Regions from separate parts of the Homo sapiens genome. Here region 1 is linked to region 2. Evidence: read pairs that join two places in POLR2A ChIA-PET (ENCODE). Cell type or tissue: endothelial cell of umbilical vein. All regions are shown on one strand. Links, peaks and the distances in the headings refer to the core of each region. The heading gives the core; the rest is flanking DNA. Region 1 overlaps ATXN7 (ataxin 7). Region 2 has its middle 47 kb from the start of LINC02040.

What was found. ChIA-PET counts read pairs that join two places held together with the same protein. Peaks named below come from ENCODE experiments on the same cell type or tissue, not always from the same donor. Only the 100,000 strongest peaks of a DNase experiment are listed, where the experiment ranks them.
Region 1: POLR2A ChIA-PET joins it to region 2 with 5 read pairs; 1 of 35 experiments calls an interaction of 5 or more read pairs at or near these places.

What each region holds. Positions count from the first base shown.
Region 1 is chr3:63,901,574-63,905,977 of GRCh38, reverse strand. All of the region lies in intron 2 of ATXN7 (ataxin 7), which reads right to left. Among named protein-coding and RNA genes, the nearest start is that of ATXN7, 40 kb to the right of the region's middle. In endothelial cell of umbilical vein, for the core only: no CTCF peak of the experiment used is centred there; a DNase peak (open chromatin) is centred at 2,447.
Region 2 is chr3:65,125,303-65,129,706 of GRCh38, reverse strand. No RefSeq gene overlaps it. Among named protein-coding and RNA genes, the nearest start is that of LINC02040, 47 kb to the left of the region's middle. In endothelial cell of umbilical vein, for the core only: no CTCF peak of the experiment used is centred there; a DNase peak (open chromatin) is centred at 2,486.

The sequences.
Region 1 (4,404 bases), core at 257-4,256, 1.2 Mb after region 2:
GTTCATAAACCTTTCTTCCTAGAAACACACAATTACTAACCACACTCTTATGGCCATTCTGATTTTAAATGACATCATCTATGGCTCAAGACAAATATTTATTTTCACCAATTTAATCTTTTATTTTAACCAATATTCTCTTTTGATAAACATAAAATTTTCAAGACCTGGAGACCTTGATCCTCTGTCCACTTCCTACTATGCCCCCACGTCTACATCAAGGTGTTCTAAGTGAAGGAACTTCAGGAGTAGAAAAGGGGAACCAAAACAAAATTGCTCCTGGTGAGAAATCTGCCTTTCCTGCCTTCCAGAGCTTGCTCCATCTCTTCAGAAAACCGGTATTTTCAAAAAGCATGAGGATTTTTCCAAATGGTTTCTGGGGCAGTGGCAGCAAAGCAGCAATCACAAGCGGGCAATTAGTGGGTTGGAATCTGACTTACCAGGTATTTCTTTTTAAAAACAGAGCCAAGGCCGGGTGCGGTGGCTCACACTTGTAATCCCAGCACTTTGGGAGGCCGAGGCAGGCAGATCACGAGGTCAGGAGATCGAGACCATCCTGGCCAACATGGTGAAACCCCGTCTTTACTGTAAATACAATAATTAGCTGGGCGTGGTGGCACGTGCCTGTAATCCCAGCTACTCAGGCGGCTGAGGCAGGAGAATCTCTTGAACTAGGGAGTCAGAGGTTGCAGTGAGCCCAGATTGTGCCACTGCACTCCAGTCTGGCGACAGAATAAGACTCCGTCTCAAAAAAAAATTAAATTAAATTAAATTAAAAAAGAATGAAAACAGAGCCAAATGGGTAAATTGAACTTCATCAAAATTAAACTTCTGTGCTTCAAAGGATGCCATCAAGAAAATGAAAACCCACAGAACCTACACATTTTTGCAAATCATTTATCTGATAAGGGACTTGAACTAGAATGTAGAAAAGAAAGAACGCAGCCCAGTAAATTAACAACAACAACAAAAAAAGAAGGTCAATATCATTAGTCATTAGGGAAATGCAAATCTAAATCAGAGATACCACCTCTCACCCACTAGGATGGCTGTAATAAACAACAACAAAAGAACAGAAAATGAAGAGTGTTAGCAAGGATATGAAAAAACTGGAATCCTCATACATTGCTGGCAGGAATGTAAAACAGTGCAGCCATTGTGGAAAACAGTGGTAGTTACTTAAAAGGTTAAACACAGAATTAGCATATGATCCAGCAATTCCACTTCTAGGTATACACTCAAAAGAACTGAAAGCAGAGACTCAGATACCTGAGCACTAATATTCATTAGCAGTGTAATTCCTAAAAGCCAAAAGGTGGAAACAACCCATATGTACATCAACAAATGAATAAACAAATTGTGATATATCTCTACAAAGAATATTATTGCCAGGTGCAGTGGCTCACACCTATAATCCCAGCACTTTGGGAGGCCAAGCCAGGCAAATCACGAGGTCAGGAGTTCAAGACCAGCCTGGCCAAGATAGTGAAACCCATCTCTCCTGAAAACACAAAAAAATTAGCTGGGCATGGTGGTGCACGCCTATAATCCCAGCTGCCTGGGAGGCTGAGGCAGGAGAATCGCTTGAACCTGGCGGGGGAGTGGGGGGGGCTTGTGGTGAGCCAAGATTGTGCCACTGCACTCCAGCCTGGGCAACAGAGTGAGACTCCATCTCAAAAAAAAAAAAAAAAATTATTCAGCCATAAAATGAAGCACTGATACATGCTCCAACATGAATAAATCTTAAAAACATTATGCTAAATGAAAGAAGACAAATAGGTCACATATTATTTGATTTCATTTAGGTGAATTAGCCAGAATAGGCAAATCCATACAGACAGAGAGCAGATTAGTGGTTTCCAGAGGCTGAAGGAAGAGAAGATGGAGAGTGACTGCTTAGGAATGCGATGGGGTCTCCAATGTGGGTGCTAAAAATGTTTTTGACCTAGATAGAAGAAACAGTTATACAATCAATACTGTGAATACACTAAAAACCATTAAATGTACAGTTTAAAGGGGTAAATTTATGGCATTTGAATTACATCTCAATAAAGCTATTTTTTAAGCCAACATTAAAACTTGGAAAATTTCACAAAAAATTCCAGATTGACTTATCTTGAAAAAATCCTAAGTAAAATCTGACACCACCAGCCACAGCATTCCTCATAGGAACATGAGTTGGAGATGAAGCTGGTCCTGGAACCCATCTCTGCCACCACCTAACTCTGGACGTTGGCAGGATAATTTTTTCATCTGTACCTCAGTTAGCTCCTCTGCAAAAGGAAGATAACAATAATATCTACCTCATCAGCTTATGAAGAGTCAATAAATTAATATGTTCAGAATAGTGCCTGGCACATATTAAGTGCTCAGTGTGTTAGCTACTTTCACATTTTATAACAATTCATTCTCTAATAGAGGTATGTGGCCGTTACTTTTCAACTTTTTGTTTGTTTTTACAAATAAAATAGCATATAATGTAATGGTCCAAACGAAAGAAGTGCAATGACAGCCAAGATAAACATTTTCTAAAGAAACATGCAAAAAATACTATGAATCATATGTGCCTTTTTTTTTTTTTTTTTTTTTTTGAGACGGAGTCTTGCTCTGTTGCCCAGGCTGGAGTGCAGTGGCGCAATCTTGGCTCACTGCAAGCTCCACCTCCTGAGTTCACGCCATTCTCCTGCCTCAGCCTCCGGGGTAGGTGGGACTACAGGCCCAAGCTCGGCTAATTTTTTTGTATTTTTAATAGAGACGGGGTTTCACCATGTTAGCCAGGATAGTCTCAATCTCCTGACCTCGTGATCCTCCCGCCTCGGCCTCCCAAAGTGCCGGAATTACAGGCGTGAGCCACCGTGCCCGGCCCACATGTGCCTATTTTTGTGAAAAAGTGGTGATGATGATGATGATGATGATGATGATAAGTCTATGCAAAAAACAATCTAGATAACTCTAGATTTACCATATGAGAAGCAAGGAGTTAAAGAATTAAAGATGCTTTAATTCTTTAAACTTAAAGGAACTTTTTATTAGCATATATATTTATATAATGTTTAGATTTTTTATCAACATAGTTTTATATTCAGGATGATTATTTTAAAAGATGATTATCCTTTTATAAAGATTTTTTTTTGAAGAAGAAACTCTAAACTAATATTGAAACTTTTGTGAGATTGTCACAAAACTCTGTTAGGTGAGTGGCAACGGCATGGACTGATAAAACTACAAGTCACTTCCTTTGCTTGAAACTTCATCTTTAGCTGGGATTCCCAGAGCACCAACCTCTCTTGAGTTTCCTTCTTCCTCATGGAGTATATGGTGCTATATTTATAGCTGCTAAACTCCTTAGCCAGTCAATATCTTTCAATATCTAGCCAAACCTTTTCCCACCCTTAGCATCCACCGCTCCCCCTTACAAAGACTCCACTCTAGCTAAACCACCTTCTCATGTCCAAGACATAAAGTACACATTTCTGAAAGTCTTTCTAAATGCCATTATTTTTTAAATACAACTCACATAACTGAAATTCACCATTTTCACCATTTTATTATTTATTTACTTTGAGACAGGGTCTCGCTCTGTTGCCCAGGCTCAAGTGCAATCCAGCTGGTGCAATCACGGCTCACTGCACCCTCAACCTCCAAGACTCCAGTGATCCTCTCACCTCAGCTCCCAAGTAGCTGAGACTACAAGCGCATGCCACCACGGCTAGCTAATTTTTGTACTTTTTTTATAGAGACGGGGTTTCAAATGTTGCCCAGGCTGGTCTCAAACTCCTGGACTCAAGTAGTCTTTCTGCTTCGCCCTCCCTAAGTGCTGGATTTACAGGTATGAGCCACTGCAACTGGCCTTTAACCATTTTAAGTGTGCAATTTGATGACATTTAGTACATTCACAGTGTAGTACAACCAACATTACTATCTAGTTCCAGAACATTTTCATCACTCCAAAAGGAAACCCTGTATTCATCAAGCAATCACTGCCCACATTCCCTCCCCAACCCCCGAAAACCACATCTGCTTTCTGTCTCTATGGATTTGCCTATTCTGAATATTAAATGAAACCACATAATATGTGGTCTTTGTGTTTGGTTTCCTTCATTTAATAAAACATTTTCAAGGTTTATCCATGTTGGAACATGTTATCAATACTTCCTTCTTTTTTATGGCTAAATAATATTCCACTGTGTTATACACACACACAATGGAATACTATTCAATCTTTAAAAAGAAGGCAATCCAGCCAGATATGGTAGCTCACAACTGTAATCCAAGCACTCTGGAGGGAAGGCCAAGGTGGGAGAAACACTTGAGGCCAGGGTTCAGGAGTTCCAGACTAGCCTAGGACACATAGCGAGACCCCTATCTCTATTTTTGTTTTTTTTTAAAGAGAACTCCTGTCAT
Region 2 (4,404 bases), core at 203-4,202:
GTTAGTTTGATGTGTTTCAGCCAACTGAGTAATTCCTCTTGCTAGTAAATTATTTTAAGGGTGGGCATAAGGCCTAGCTGTGGCCGATGAAAATAGTGTGACTGGCTGGGGGACTTCTTACAATTTTTCCAGAAGAAAATTCTACTTCACTCTTAAACTCAGGAATAGATTGTCTCTTTCTTGCCACAACTTGTTTCATCCCCGTAGGAATCCTGGAGCTGTTTGGGCAGCCATCTTGTGACCATGAGGAGAGTTATCCTGGAGTAAAACTCCTACATTGAAGATGGTGGAGTCTAAAAACTAGAGACAATAATTTTTCTAACGCAGGCAACACTTTGAGACAGTGACTAATTCTCTTGAAATATGCTTTGTGTGAACTTGGGTCTTGAACTAGAGACAGTAATTTTTCTAACGCAGGCAACACTTTGAGACAGTGACTAATTCTCTTGAAATATGCTTTGTGTGAACTTGGGTCTTGACATTACCCATGTGTGTCCTTGTCCTGTTCTCCCAATATCGAAAGTATAGAACTTGGTTTACGATATTATTTTTAGCCATTGCCTACTTGAGGGCCAATCACGGAAATGATCTATTGTCTTCAGGGGGCAAATTATCCAAGGGGCAAAGGGGTATCTTCTGGTAAATCAGCGGTGGAATAACAAGAGCAAGGTATTCTTAGCCCAATACATGAATCCTTCTCTTTGAACTGCCACTTGTTAACCATGGGAATTTAGACAAATTTCCTTTCTCTCAGCCTCAGTGTCATCATCTTTAAAATGATGTTAATAACACTGACTTTTTTATTTCCCTTGCTGTAAAGGATCAAGTAGGATCGTGTGTATAGAATGTACAATGACAATTCTACAATGGTATAGGAATGCAAAACATCAATGATACCGATAGCAATTATGATATCTCATCACAGGTCTACAGCTAAGGGGGAAGCATACTGTTGACGTTTTGAACTGCTTTCACTGTTTTCGTTTTATCTCTGTGATTCACCAGAAGAGAAATTCAAACTGACTTTTGTTCCAGGGTAACTTAAGAAGGACAACCCAGAGGGAATAAATGTATGCCTCTTTCTCTTAGAAGCATTAAGCAGTAAAAAAGAGAACTTACTCATCCCCTTTCACAACAGGTGAGGGCATTCCCCCACCTCGGGTTCCCATTTCACAGGCCAGATAAGGAGAAGTTTACTTTTCTCCCCGGTGAGAAACGGAATCCAGCGTGGAAGCTCAAGAATGATACTGATCATGTGTGGACACGAGCAAGCTGCTCTCCTGATTCAGATATCACAAGGTAAATGTCTTTTGGAGTTTCAGCACCCCATCTCAAGGGGAGTAGAGAAAACCTTATAACTTCTGCCTAAAAGACAAATCTCAGTATGTGTGTGGAGTGGGCAGTTTTTTTCCTTAAATTTTTGCCATTTTTCTCTAAAGGTACAGTCATGTGGCAGGCCATGGGACTGGCAGGTTTCTATGTTTATTTCATTAGAATTGGACTTTCAGAGAATTATACTTAGAAACAGAGGTGAGGCTAGGCACAGTGGCTTATGTCTGTAATCACAGTGCTTCGGGAGGCTGAGGTCGGAGGATCGCTTGAGGCCAGGAGTTTGAGACCAGCCTGGGCAACAAAGTGAGACTCTATTTCCATAAAAATTTAAAAAATTAGGTAAGTATGGTGGCACATGCCTGTAGTCCTGGCTACTTGGGAGGCTGAGATGGGAGAATTGCTTGAAGCCAGGAGTTTGAAGCTGCAGTGAGCCATATCACGCTGCTGAACTCCAGCCTGGGTGACAGAGCAAGATGCTAGTTCTAAAAAGTAAAAATAAAAGCAGAGATGTAAAAACTTAGGGTGTGTGGTCTCAAGGTCTCATCAATGGCTATGACACCACTAGTCAGACCAATAATGAATTCAGCCTGAAAAAAATATATATCAAAAAGAGGCTATCAAACCAACCATTTAGTGTTGTGGAAATTGTGGGTCTCAGTGAAATCACCTCTCTCTAGGAGTTGTATAGCAAATACATGGATGCAATTTTGGTTGCTCCAAGGATTGGAGAATATCTGTAGCTTTTGTTTTTCTGTTACAGATGAAATCATCTGACTGCTTTATTACGATTTCCAGTTTAGAGCCCAAACATGCAAATATTAAATGCATATTATAATAAGTGACTTTCTTTTTTCCTTCCTATATATTAGGAAGGAAAATGTTTGTTTATTTAAATTACATGTCAGTAGGTTATATTATCTGTGAATTTTATTTCAGAATGGTAATGAAGATGTGGCAAAATAAATGGCCGATAACCACAAGAGAAAACTTCCTTGTGGTTCAGCAGAATTCTTTGATTTTTATAACCAGTTGATTCAGGGTTGTGGGGATATAACCTCACCCCTGGCAGAAAGCATTTTGTCTGTGCCAACTTCTCCCAGCTCAAAAAGCGTTTGAAGAAAAGAAAATTCATTCACTAGCAAATAATTTAGTAATGAGTCAGTGGAGAGCTGGTACATTAGGAGAACAATTTAGAGGATGATTTTGTATGTTTCTGGATAATTAATCTGTTTCATGATTTATAGTACCGATTACAAATGTTTATTTGCCACATGTGACTCTCTCTTTCCTCCTAGGTTATTTTTGTATAGGTAGTTTATTTCTTAAGCTGTGTTTCTTTGTTACTAATTTTCAAAAGAGCTGAAATGTCCATGAGTAATTAATGGGGAACGTTGAGCTAGTTTAAATGGGCAAATTGTACTATGGTAGAAATTGCAACCCAGATCTCTTTTGTATGCTCACAAGATGCTGGCCCATTCTGTGCACAGGTTGATAGCTCATTTTTTTGTAGCACCTTAATCTTGAGGTAACCAGACTTTTTGATGATTGTTTTCATGAGCACAGAAAGTAAGCATGCCATTCCTGAGCTGAGATCATAAAGTGGGCCTGGCCATTTGCGTATGATGCAATAAGCCACCAAAGTCAGTGAGTGCAGATGTGTGTGAGAAAGTTTATTCATCATGCCTCTTAAAGGCCACAACTTGAGTTAAAATGTAAACATATTATTCCAAAAGCATAATTCATTATGACATTCTCACTTAGTCTTACTCTAAAACAAAGTACTTACAGAATTAGCCTGGAAACTGGAACATAACGAATAAGCCGTATCATGAGCCATATCACAGGTCAGTTGAGGTTGAAGGGACACTCCATGGTCTAGCCCCTCATGTAGAGGTAAGCTGAAAAAAATGGGAGCAAAATATTTGGTTAAGAGAGTCTAGCAAGTGATGGAGTGAAGTATGTGTTCAAGATGAAGCCTGTCAATAGAAAACACATGAAGGAACAGATTGGAGAAAGGTAACTTGTGTCCTTGTTCAAGTTCCTGTTCCTGTAGAAATAAGACCTGATGATTTTGGCACTCTTTCCTGTTAAGGAAAAAGATAGCCTTCTAAACACAGAGCTCTAGGAATCCACTACCAACTCAATCTGTTTTTTTTTCTTTTTTTTATTATTATTATACTTTAAGTTTTAGGGTACATGTGCACAACGTGTGCAGGTTTGTTACATATATATACATGTGCCATGTTGGTGTGCTGCACCTATTAACTCGTCATTTACATTACGTATATCTCCTAATGCTATCCCTCCCCTCTCCCCACACCCCACAACAGGCCCCGGAGTATGATGTTCCCCTTCCTGTGTCCATGTGTTCTCATTGTTCAATTCCCACCTGTGAGTGAGAACATTCTGTGTTTGGTTTTTTGTCCTTGCGATAGTTTGCTGAGAATGACGGTTTCCAGCTTCATCCATGTCCCTACAAAGGACACGAACTCATCATTTTTTATGGCTGCATAGTATTCCATGGTGTATATATGCCACATTTTCTTAATCCAGTCTATCATTGTTGGACATTTGGGTTGGTTCCAAGTCTTTGCTATTGTGAATAGTGCCGCAATAAACATACGTGTGCATGTGTCTTTATAGCAGCATGATTTATAATCCTTTGGGTATATACCCAGTAATGGGGTGGCTGGGTCAAATGGTGTTTCTAGTTCTAGATCCCTGAGGAATCACCACACTGACTTCCACAATGGTTGAACTAGTTTACAGTCCCACCGACAGTGTAAAAGTGTTCCTATTTCTCCACATCCTCTCCAGCATCTGTTGTTCCCTGACTTTTTAATGATTGCCATTCTAACTGCTGTGAGATGGTATCTCATTGTGGTTTTGATTTGCATTTCTCTGATGGCCAGTGATAATGAGCATTTTTTCATGTGTCTGTTGGCTGCATAAATGTCTTCTTTTGAGAAGTGTCTGTTCATATCCTTCACCCACTTTTTGATGGGGTTGTTTGTTTTTTTCTTGTAAATTTTTTTAAGTTCTTTGTAGATTCTGGATATTAGCCCTTTGTCA